Regions from separate parts of the Mus musculus genome. Here region 2 is linked to region 1. The links are chromatin contacts, found by Hi-C or POLR2A ChIA-PET in ENCODE. All regions are on one chromosome and are shown on one strand. The core of a region is the stretch at or near the end of the contact, and the rest is flanking DNA. Distances in the headings are between cores, read along the strand shown.

Evidence for each region. A loop is a pair of places that touch in the nucleus more often than their neighbours do. ChIA-PET counts read pairs that join two places held with the same protein, here RNA polymerase II (POLR2A).
Region 2: POLR2A ChIA-PET joins it to region 1 with 20 read pairs in embryonic stem cell. The contact joins the promoter of Rpl30 here to the promoter of Matn2 in region 1. A Hi-C loop is called at or near these places in 2 of 37 maps with a recorded cell type or tissue (left cerebral cortex and mouse trophoblast stem cell). POLR2A ChIA-PET finds 5 or more read pairs at or near these places in 3 of 5 experiments (Patski and embryonic stem cell).

What each region holds. Positions count from the first base shown.
Region 1 is chr15:34,303,386-34,309,452 of GRCm38, reverse strand. Matn2 (matrilin 2) reads right to left here and starts at 2,772. Exons shown (of 19, transcript NM_001358780.1): 1 at 2,545-2,772.
Region 2 is chr15:34,439,932-34,445,998 of GRCm38, reverse strand. Rpl30 (ribosomal protein L30) reads left to right here and starts at 2,723. Exons shown (of 5, transcript NM_001163485.1): 1 at 2,723-2,814; 2 at 2,922-2,974; 3 at 3,219-3,364; 4 at 4,637-4,767; 5 at 5,395-5,494. The coding sequence starts at 2,954. The coding sequence ends at 5,444. It overlaps LOC115488553 (a small nucleolar RNA gene), which reads left to right and starts at 5,077; the gene lies at 5,077-5,208.

The DNA of each region.
Region 1 (6,067 bases), core at 1,523-4,022:
CACATTCAGGAATGCACACACTTCACTTTTTCCTCTCGGCTTCCTTCCTGTCTCCTAACCTCTTCCATGGCTGCAGCCAATTTTGCAGTCTAGGCCTTACACACCCAGACTCTCTGAGGCACTGCTAAAATGAGCTGGAGTTCTGAGAGCTCTTGGAAGAGCATCCTGGCACTGTTTCCTAGCAACACGATGTACACCACTCTCTGGGGTATCAGCCATCCCTAGAGCTGTGTATGTCATCCCCCGTGTTTGTTCCCTTAGACAGGGAAGGAAATCCCGCTTAGCTTCCCCCAGAGAACTGGGACTCCCGGGAAAGGAGATTGTGCATGGGATAGAACCAGCAAGCAAATGCCAGAGCAACTTCTGGAAAGGCCCTTGCTGGCGGGGCTGGTGTTACCTCTCCATTGAGCTCTATCTATCCCAGCATCTCCTTGGTCACTGCTCACTCACTCAGCTTCCCCTGAGACCAAGCTTTCTCCCCCTCTTTCCTTCACACTCCCATATCTCGGTGCCTTCTCTCAGTTACCAATAAGAACTGCTTCTAGGCAAACTGGAAATTGTTTTTCAGACTCTCCAGTGGCTCATTTTTCTTCCTTGTCTTTCAAGGAGCAACATCTCTTTGCCTTTCTTAAAATCTTGAGCCTCATTCCAATTGTCTTTTTTTTTTCCCCTTTTGGTTTTTGGAGAAAGGGTTTCATGTAGTCCAGGTTTGTTTTAGAGTTACTATGTAATCAAGGATGATTTTGAACTTCGGACCCTCCTGCCTCTCTGCATTTCAAGTGTTGGGTTATAGACATGCACCACCATGCTCAGCTTTCACCTAGCCTTTTGCTGTCAGACATGCGTGGTCTTAGCTAATAGGAGTTTGACCTGCCTGTTATCCAAGGCTGTCTCAGGTTTCAATTATGCTATGATATCCTCAGCGATGAACTTCAGGCCCCATGCCTCTTGACCACCTGGGTCTGGACTCTGGAAGCCAGAACCTCCAAAACCTGGGTTTATAGAAGAGATCTGGCTGGTTATGTGGGGGTCTGAAGCTGAAGTCTGTCAACTGAAATGAAAGCAGGAACAGAAGGGAGATAGAAGATGAAAACCTGCAGCCTTTCCTTCTTCAATGGAGTTTCTAAGAGAACAAACATTAGAGGAAACCTTCTAAACAGAATAAACAGGAAGCTTAGAGGAAACCTTCCTGGCTACAAACTCACCTTGGTATCTTGGCTGGCTTTGTGAAATTATCACTTTGAAAGAAGGCAGGGCCGGGCGTAGTGGTGCATGCCTTTAATCCCAGCACTCAGGAGGCAGAGGCAGGCGGATTTCTGAGTTCGAGGCCAGCCTGGTCTACAAAGTGAGTTCCAGGACAGCCAGGGCTATACAGAGAAACCCTGTCTTGAAAAAAAAGAAAGAAAGAAAGAAAGAAAGAAAGAAAGAAAGAAAGAAAGAAAGAAAGAAAGAAGGAAGGAAGGAAGGAAGGAAGGAAGGAAGGAAGGAAGAAAGAAAGAAAGAAAGAAAGAAAGAAAGAAAGAAAGAAAGAAAGAAAGAAAGCAAGCAAGCAAGCAGGCAGGGAATGTTCTCGAATGGACATTTGCACAAAAATTCCACTAACACATATACATTATCTGCCATCTTAGAGCATCCCTCAAAAGGTTTTGTCCTAGAATTAGGGAGGGGATGAATTCAGTGTTCACACAGATTCCTTCCTTTTCTAGAAAGGTGGGTAGCAGAGTTCACTAGCAGTAAGAGACTTTTAGAACTATTCTCTGTACTTCAATGAAATCTCATTTAATCCTGTAGGCATTATAATCCCCTCTAGATGCATGAGAAAATTGAGGCATTGTGTTGCTGGTTGTCTCCAAGTACTCCAGCCTGTAAACTTGGCAGCTGGGGTTTGAACGAGGCCTGCTGATTCCCAAACCTCTGTCCTTTACCCTTACAGCTTCGTTGTCCATTCCTCAAAGGCTAATGGGAATTGCATCCTGTAGATGCACTGTGGGAGCGCCACAGTGATTACTGTACAGTATCTCCAGAACACCAACTCCGGGAGACCTTACAAGGGTTTGTCCCCATATTTTTCTGTCCTCTCCCCAAACTGTCGTCCAGTTTTCCAGCAACACAAAATGCCCTCTTCTTATCCCTCTTCCGAAATACAAGGAAGCCAGAGCTGGACACAGAAAGCAAAGGAAATCTAGATGACACTGGTCTTGAGGTACCAGCCTACAGGAGGAACCAAGTTATTTTCTACCTGGTAGATAGGATTGTCACTGCAAACCCACTCAACAAGTCCCTATTCCCTGGTCAGTGTGGAGGGGTTCTGAGTGTCCCTGCAGCGAAGCACAGCGCCCCCGCGGGGCCCTCGGGTACTACTGCCGCCCCATGTGTCCCGCGCCTGGCCCGGCGTGGCGGGACTTCTCCCGGCCGAGGGGACCTGCAGCGCCGCCTTTCTCTCCCACTCTCCACAGGGAGACAGCGGGTCCCCCAGGAGAGGGACAGATTTTGCGTCTGTCGGTCAGTGGGTCATCTGCTCCCGGGTCAGCGCGCCGCGCTCACCTGCAGCCACCGCCGCCGACACCCGGGAAGAGAGACAGGGGAGCAGCTGTGAGTGTCAGTCTCCGTGGTCCGCCGCCTCGCCCCGCAGAGGACCGCAGAGCTCCTTGGGCACCGATCCCCGGACGCGAACAAGAATCCCGCGCCAGCGCCGTGTCCTGAGAAGCCGCCTTCAAGTCCCATCCCAGTGCGCTCTCCGCGCTTGCTGGCTGCCTGGGAGGCTCCCTGAAAGGGCGGCGCGAGGAGGCGGTGCCGTACAAGGGTTGGAAGCGGGCGGGCGGAAGGAGGGGTGTCCTCTTTGGGGACGGGGAAGGCGGGGAGAGGCAGCAGTCAGAGCTGCCCCACGCTACAGGCAGCCCCCAGCTCGGGGCCAAAGACGCTCTCCTTGCCTGCTGCCACCCTCAGACTCCTGGTGCATCCCTAGTCCCTGTGGAATGAATGGATCTCCAGAGGTTGGAGTAACTGGAGACTTTAGGGAGCGTGTGGGTCTGGGGCGGGAGTGAAGTGGGGTGAGGGTTTCCTGGTAACAGGAGACACAGCTGGAGTCATATAACATGAATTGAGAATCATTTTCTTCGGGAGGCATCCATGGAGCACGATGATGAAGAAAGAAGTGGTGAGACTTAAGATGACTGATGACACAGCCAGAAGTTGTCTTGGCAGTCTAGGACAGCCCCACCAGCGCCAATTCATATTACTAGTATCCACTGGCCCTGGACCAGCCACTGGGATGGGAAAGGCCATTAAGATGCTAGTTCAGATCAGACTCAAAAACTTAAATCTTTCCATGGGTACTTTGTTCCCCATTCTATGAAGGAACAAAGTATCCACACTTTGGTCTTCCTTCTTGAGTTTCATGTGTTTTGCAAATTGTATCTTGTATATTCTAAGTTTTGGGGCTAATATCCGCTTATCAGTGAGTGCATACCATGTGTGTTCTTTTGTGATTGGGTTACCTCACTCAGGATGACACCCTCCAGATGCGTCCATTTGCCTAAGAATTTCATGAATTCATTGTTTTTAATTGCTGAGTAGTACTCCATTGTGTTACAGAGACAGGAGTTACAGAGACAAAGTTCGGAGCTAAGACAGAAGGAAAGACCATCCAGAAACTGACCCACCCGGGGATCCATCCTATATACAACCACCAAACCCAGACACTATTGCATATGCCAGACAGATTTTGCTGACAGGACCCTGACATAGCTCTCTTGTGTGAGTCTATGCCAATGCCTGGCACATACAGAAGTGGATGCCCACCGTCATCTATTGGATAGATCACAGGGCTCCTAATGAAGGAGCTAGAGAAAGTACCCAAGGAGCTAAAGGGGTCTATAATCCTATAGGAGGAACAACAATATGAACTAACCAGTACTCCCCAGAGCTGTGTCTCTAGTTGCATATGTAGCAGAGGATGGCCTAGTCGGCCATCAATGGGAGGAGAGGCCCTTAGTATTGCGAAGATCATATGCCCCAGTACAGGGGAATGCCAGGACCAGGAAGCAGGAGTGGGTGGGTTGGGGAGCAGGGCAGGAGGAGGGTATAGGGGGCTTTGGGGATAGCATTTGAAATGTAAATGAAGAAAATATCTAATAAAAAATTATAGAAGGCAAGATTTCTTTTTTTAAGCATTTATTTATTACTATATATAAGTACACTGTAGCTGTCTTCAGACACAGCAGAGGAGCGTCAGATGTCATTACGGATGGTTGTGAACCACCATGTGGGTGCTGGGATTTGAACCCAGGATCTCCAGAAGAGCAGTCGGTGCTCTTAACTGCTGAGTCATCTTTCCAGCCCAGAAGGGAGGATTTCTATAACTTCCTTAAGAGAGGAAACATTACCTGAGATAGTGGCCATCCTAGGAGAGACAGAGAGAAAACAGGACTGATCAGTAGCAGGGAACCGAGCTAACTCCCAGACTCTGGGATTACCAATCTGGGATGGCAGGATGCTACAGCAGACCAGACATCTATCTCCTAATAAAAACCCTAATTCTGGGGCTGGAGAGATAGCTCAGGGCTTAAGAGCACTGGCTGCTCTTCAGAGGTCCTGATTTCAGTCCCCACCAACCACTTGGTAGCTCACAACCATTTACAATAGGATCTGATGCTCTCTTCTGGCATGCATATGTACATGCAGATAGAGCGCTCATAAATAAAATAAATCTTTTAAATAAAAAAACAACAAGCCGGGCAGTGGTGACGCACCCCTTTAATCCCAGCACTTGGGAGGCAGAGGCAGGCAAATTTCTTGAGTTTGAGGCCAGCCTGGTCTACAGAGTGAGTTCCAGGACAGCCAGGGCTATACAGAAAAACCCTGTCTCGAAACAAAACAAAACAAAACAAAACAAAACAAAACAAAACAAAACAAAGCAGCAACAACCCTAATTCTATCACCCAATTGCTAAGCCAATACACCCCCATCCAGATTTTAACAAACCATCAGAGAAAATCAGAACTAACTAGTTTCAAATCTTAGAATACAAACAAATGTCATCTACAAGACCTATTCTGCAAGACCTATTTCTATAAAGAGCTCCAGGTCTCAGCCATGGGGCTGGAGAGATTGCTCAGCAGTTAAAATCATTAACTGTTCTTTCTGAGTTCAATTCCCAGCACCCACATGGTGGTTCACAACTACCTGTAATGGAATCTGATGTCCTCTTTTGGTGTGTCTGAAGACAGCTACAGTGTATATACATAAAATAAATGAATAAATAAAATCTCAGTCAAGGCCACTGTGATGGTGCACACCTTTAGTCTCAGCACTCAGGAATAAAGATGGGTCTCTGAGTTTGAGGGCAGTCTGGCCTACATGGTGAGTTCTGAGCCAGCTAGGGTGACATAGAGAGGCAGTCAAAAACAACAAACAAACCAACAACACAATAAAACCCCATAAAACAAAGGGTTAACACATTCTGGCCTTACTGCCCAGAAATAACCAGGGCCTCATGGCCCTGTGTTCCTTACCTGAACCTTGGGCCACAGGCTGCTGCTGACAGCCTGCACTGGTCAGAAATTTCTTCTTCAGTCTTTAGAAGAAAGAAGATGAAGGTCAGAAAACAGAACAAAGTCTCCAGGAAATGTTTGGTCTTGGATCCCACAGCAGAAAATTCTTCCTTACAGACAGTGAAAACACCCAAGAAGTTGGAAAAGCTAAGTTATAAATTATGGAAACATATTTCAAATGTGTGTCTATCCCAAGATACCCATAGGATCCAATAATTTACCAGGGAAACAAATAGCTATTTGGAAATCCTTCCAATTTTAAGAAGACTCTGACTTACTAATGATCCCATTATTTGGTCTGTGCCAGCTAAAGTGGGTGTTTCCCCCCAGGGAGTTCTATGGGGATTCTTCAGAATAGGAAGTCTGTGGGTGGAGCAAGGCTGGGGGCCAGGCAAATGGGTTAAATGAGTTGCTCTACTTTATGGGATATTCTTCAGGTGTGCAAAACAACAACAGCAACAACCAAACCAAACCAGACAAACAAACACCTCAGCAAATCAAACAAAGCTCGGTGT
Region 2 (6,067 bases), core at 1,474-3,973, 140 kb before region 1:
AAGATGACCTAGAACTAGAGCTTCTATTCTAGCTTCTCCCCTCTCACCCCCACCTCCAAGTGTTGGAGTTACACACCATGCATTATTATTCCCAGCTTTTGGTGGTACTGGGGTTAAATCCAGGACTTTGTGCACGACAGCCAAACGTCTACCAAGTGAGATACATCACCAGCACTTCTGAAAGCACCTTACAGGAGCAGCAAAACCCAGAGCCTGCTACATGGCACCCTTTCGAATTAATACTTATAATGTCCATAACAATTTCTTCACACAGCACTAAGACTTACACTGTATCTTACTTAGTATGACATTAATTCTGAGGGTACAGTATGGTTCATTTTAAGTGTCTACCAGAAATATTTGAGAGTGGGGGAAGGCAGGCAGAAGATTCATACTTGAATGTCTAGTATGAACAGGAGGCCCTCAACACTCCCAAGCTGCACCTGAAGAGAACTGTATTGCACAGTGCTCTTAAGCAGACATTCCATTTCATAATCAGAGGACAATCACAAACAAAACAGGTCAGCAGAGGGCTGGAGAGATGGTTCAGCGATTAAGAGCACTGACTTCTCTTCCAGAGGTCCTGAGTTCAATGCCCAGCAACCAAATGGTGGCTCACAACCATCTGTAATGGGATCTGATGGCCTCTTCTGGTGTGTCTGAAGACAGCTACAGTGTACTCATATAAATAAAACAAAATCTTTAAAAAAAAAAAAAATCTCCAGGCGTGGTGGCGCATGCCTTTAATCCCAGTACTCAGAAGGCAGAGGCAGGCAGATTTCTGAGTTCAAGGCCAGCCTGGTCTACAAAGTGAGTTCCAGGACAGCCAAGGCTATACAGAGAAACCCTGTCTCGAAAAACCAAACCAAAAAAAAAAAAAAAAAAAAAAAAAATCCCAAACAGGTCAGCAAAGCACAGGATTAAAAAAAGGGGGGTGGGTGGGGTAAGGGTAGCATGTTAAACAGCAATGTCACAACTCCAATCTAGGCTTATTGCTTTGAATTTAAATCATATGAGCTATTTGTTAAAGTTCATTTAAAGTTTACTATGTTTACAAAACTGGATTAATAGAAGACAATTAGCTGGATTTGTACCATCCTAAGTACTTTATGCCTAAATGTTAAAGCAAAGAGTATGGTAATTGAACACTACCGTTTGGTCAAATTCACATTAAAATGGGCCACAACAGTTGAATAAATTTTAATGTAAAATTTCTGGATTTTCTGAGTTCGAGGCCAGCCTGGTCTACAGAGTGAGTTCCAGGACAGACAGAGAAATCCTGTCTCAAAAGACTCAACCAAAACAAACAAAAACCAAAAAACCCTAATTTGCAGGCCTGGTTCTATTCATACTTCTGTAATACACTAGCTGTAAAAATGTGAGAATAACACAGTTACTATCTCATAGAGTGTGTGTGTTGGCTAAGTAATATGTTTTAGTTTCCGTTTTTTTTCTTTTTCCAAAAGATCAACTCACAGAGATTGCCAGCTCCGGGTGGGATTATAGGTATAGATCATCTCGACCCGCATGACTCATGGATGTTTTTAAAGTTATTTTAATTAAGGGGAGGCAGGGTTGTTCTTCCCTTTCCTAACCTCCAGGGCAAAGTAACTCACCATACAGCTTACCTACTACCCTGGGTTTCCTTTTTCATGCTTATATAAATTTGGTGGCACAGGTGCTTGTGCAGTTGGGCAGAGGTCACAGGTCAACTTCTGGGTACTTACTCGGTAGTTGTCCACCTTATTTTTCACAAGATCTTTGAGACCTGGAGCTGACAGGTTAGACTAGGTTGGCTGGCTAGCCAGCCTTGGGGAATCTGTTCCACAAATGGAGTTACAAGTGTGCACAACCATGCCAGACTTTTGGGGGCTGGGGATTGACAGAGAGGTTTAGGCATAAAATGCAGGTCCCCACGCTTGCAAGGCAAGCACACTTTACTGACTGAACAATCTCAACAGCCCTGGGTTTTCGTTGGTGCTAGTGCGTAAATAGTAGAGGCTTTCAAGGTTTTTTTTTTTTTTCCTTGAATGCTACATTTATACAACGGCCCAAGTTTCGTAGCAAAATGATTTTTTAAATTATTCGTATTGCGACTATTTCTTTACTTCTGTATACGTATGTGAGCATTCAAGCGCAGGCCAAAGAAAAACCTGCTGGACTTGGCGCTCCCCTCCCACCACGTGGGTTTGGAACTCATTCGTCTACTTAGCGACAAGCGCATTTACCCGTCAGCCACTTCACCAGGTTTTTTTTTTTTTTTTTTCAATTGTGGTCCCTGTGCAAAGTAGGCTCCCAAGTACACGGTATAAAACCGCCGCAAAAGGGGTGTGTGTCCTACGGAGCGGCAAACAGGAAGATCAGCGGCGGGTGGACAGAGATGCCTCCGCTCCTGGTGAGCAGTCACGGGGTAAACCGGCGGCCCGGGGTCCTTCCGGAGCACGCCCAAGACAACGTCAGGCGGAGACCAGCCCAGGAGAGGCCAGGTCGCTGCCGCCTCGCCACGGAGCCCTGGGCCTCGTCGTCAGCTCCCATCGAGCTCCGGCTCTCCGCGGTGTCAGCCCGCTGCAGCAGAACAAACGCCCAGAACCGAAGGCCGGAGCCCAGACGCCGCAGCAGCCCAGCCTGCGTTGTAACCCGGTCCCCATAGCAACCAACTACCGCAGACTACTCTCGCAAGCGCTGTTCTGCTTGTGACCCGGACCGGCTTCTCTTCCGCTTCCGGTCCCACAATCCTCTGTCGGCCTAGAAGAGCTTTGCATTGTGGGAGCTCCTTCCTTTCTCGCTCCCCGGCCATCTTGGCGGCTGGTGTTGGTGAGTGAGCTCTGCGGGGTAAACGATTAGGCGGCTCGGGGAGCTCCGCTAGCTGGTGTTTGACGCTCTGGATTATAATCCTCTCTTCTGTCCTCTGTGTATGCTAGGTTGGGGGTTGTCCCGCACCTAAGGCAGGAAGATGGTGGCCGCAAAGAAGACGGTGAGTGAAGCCGATCGGGCCCGGAAGCCGGTTCACGTGGAGAGCTGGGTCGGGCCGGGGCGGATAGATTTGAGCACACTGGGTGGACGACTTGTCGCTGACGTTTCAGGGTCTCAAAGTGAATCCGAGAGGCTCTTTGTATGGTCTCAGACATCATGAAAGGGTTCAGTTCCAGAAATCTGGAACTGAGTTTGGTTTTAGATGACTGCAAGTGGTGTTCAAGTCTCAAACGTTTGCATTGTAGAAAAAGTCTCTGGAGTCGATCAACTCTAGGCTCCAACTTGTTATGAAAAGTGGGAAGTACGTGCTGGGCTACAAGCAGACTCTGAAGATGATCAGACAAGGCAAAGCGAAGTTGGTTATCCTTGCCAACAACTGTCCAGCTTTGAGGTAATGGAGGGAACCTGGATGTGTGCAGCCTATTGTAAATTCACTGTGCAGTATCCAGCATTGGGAAGAAGAATAATGATGGTTGCTTTCTGATGTTTGGACCTTGCTTTGTGTGTGTTTTTTGTAAATGTACCTTTGAGGCACGTTGTGTGACAGGAGGTATACAAATGATACACGCAGACTGGGGGAAGCCCGATCCCGAATTTTTCAAGGTTTGAAGTGTTAACACTCCGCTTCATGTGCCTGTTTTAGTTTAGAAAAATTCTGGCTGGATTATGGAGGTGATGGTATCATGAAATCACCTATTTGGCAGGGTCCAATTTTCTGAACACGTTCATTCTTGATTAACTATTTTAACTCGAACCTAACAAGTATTTTAAGTAAGCTGAAGAAGCTTGTGTAGTATACGCTCCTTGATTTTTCTATGGCAATTGTACACCTCTTCAGCCTTTTATGTAGGTGTCTATACTTAGTGGCAGAGTTTGGAATGTTTGGTCTTATTTTAAACCTTTGCCAGTCGATTCATAGTGGCAGCGTAGACATTCATTACTAAATTACAAGCTCAGACTCAGTGGGTCCAGGCTGGAGCTTCAAGTTCATTTCTCATAAGCACTTTGGAGCACTGTTGGTATGTGGGGCCACATTCTAAGCTCAAGGTTCTGTGGAACTTTCAAATCTTAACAATTTGTATCCTTTAACTTGGCACTGAAGTATTTATTTTTTGGGTAATATTATCAGCAGCCCTTATGTAGTATTCACTGTATAGTAGGTGGTTTAAGAGGGCTTACTTTTTTAGGTTTCTGACCCTCCACTCCACCTTCCTATTATTCTTTGCCTTCGTTTGATTAAAATGGAGTATATACTTGTTGCTGACACGAGATTCTCCTGGTGTTGTGAGGTGGCTGATGTGAATGCTGGAAACTGAACTTTCTTAAGAGCAGTACAAGCTTTCAGTGAACCATATCTCCAGGCCAGCATTGGCTTTTTTATGTCTATTATACCCTTTTCTAGTTTTTAAGTAACTTACACATTTTAAACTTAGTAAATTGAAACATGAATACAATGTACTTTAATATTGGATACTACCTCCAAAAAGTTAGGTATTTAATTATCACAATACACTAGTAAAGGATCCATGATAATCAGGACAGCTAGAATCTTTTTTAAGAGTTGGAAGTGATTTAGTTACTGTTAAAAAGGCCTCACCAATTTGTCACAAGTCTGTCAGTACCTTGGTATGGCATTTTATTTGACTTTTTGTTGTTCCCTAAGGAAATCTGAAATAGAGTACTATGCCATGTTGGCTAAAACTGGGGTCCATCACTACAGTGGCAATAATATTGAACTGGGCACAGCGTGTGGAAAATACTACAGAGTATGCACACTGGCTATCATTGACCCAGGTATGTTTTTAAAATTATATTTTTTTCTAATGTAAGTGCTTATTAGACAGTGGCTTTGGTTCAACTTTGATATTAAGAATTTTGTTTAATGCAAGTTCTAGGACAACTGGGGCAGCACAGTGAAACTCTTTGTCCCTCTACCCCTCTCAACCCCTCTTACCATACCCCCCCTTGGGAAGAAAAGTTTGGTAGAAGGTGAACGAGATAAAATTTTACCACCTCTTTGTTGCTTGGGGATAAATAGTTTGTGGTAAATGCCTGCATTCTATTTTATTTTGAGCTTAGAAATTTTAGTTGCCTTGTAGAACACTGCGAATATTCTCGCTGTTCTGATTCTGTGATAATCAGGACAGGCTAGACATTCGCTATAGTAAGACCATGCATGTGTCCCCAGACCTAGTTCTTTACTTCAGTCTGGTTATCTAAATGCTGGTGACAGACCATCTGATTCATTATTTGTATAGGATGGCTGAGATTTTAAGGTATTTTTAAGTGATTTTAAGAGTGATAGCCGAAACAATTTGCACGTAGTGCTAATCTGCCTTCTTACCTAAAGAACAAGTAGGGGAATTCTTTAATTATTAGTTGCCATTAAATGACTTGTAAAACTATTATTTTATTTTCTAGGTGATTCTGATATTATTAGAAGCATGCCAGAACAGACTGGTGAGAAGTAAACAAGAAAGTTTTCCTTTAATAAAACTTTGCCAGAGCTCCTTTTGAAAAACATGGTGTCTGTTTGCTTTCTAACATTTAGCTTTCTTGAAACCACAGGCAAGACTTGGGTGAGAAGTTATACTGCTTGGTTTTCATTTTGCTGGGGTTTTGTTAAAAGATTGTACACTGTATCACTATGCAAAATGTGTGGACCAGAGAAGTGTTTGAGTGTATATTTTCAATATTGAAATGCACATTTGTGGTGATACAATAATATCTAATCAGAAGGTCATTTGGTGTTTTTAATCACTATTTTATATACTGAGGTAAGATCTCTCACTTAACCTAGAGTTTGGCAGTGCCAGCTAGTCTAGCTAACTTCCTCTGGGGAGCCTCTCTGGACACCCTAAGTGATAGAATTGCAGGCTGGCACCCACTGTTTATTTTATATGGGTGCTGGTGGTCCAGTTTCAGTCCTCAAACTTGCACAGAAAGCTTCTAAGCTGTTATCCCTAGCGCCTTGTAAAGACAGGCTCGGGGTTCTAGTCTCAGGGTGTTTGCATTGTATTTTTGGGTATGTTTGAGAGGCATGGGATGATTTGTGATGGACCAAAGCTGTGGATTTTGCATGCTATTTTGAATA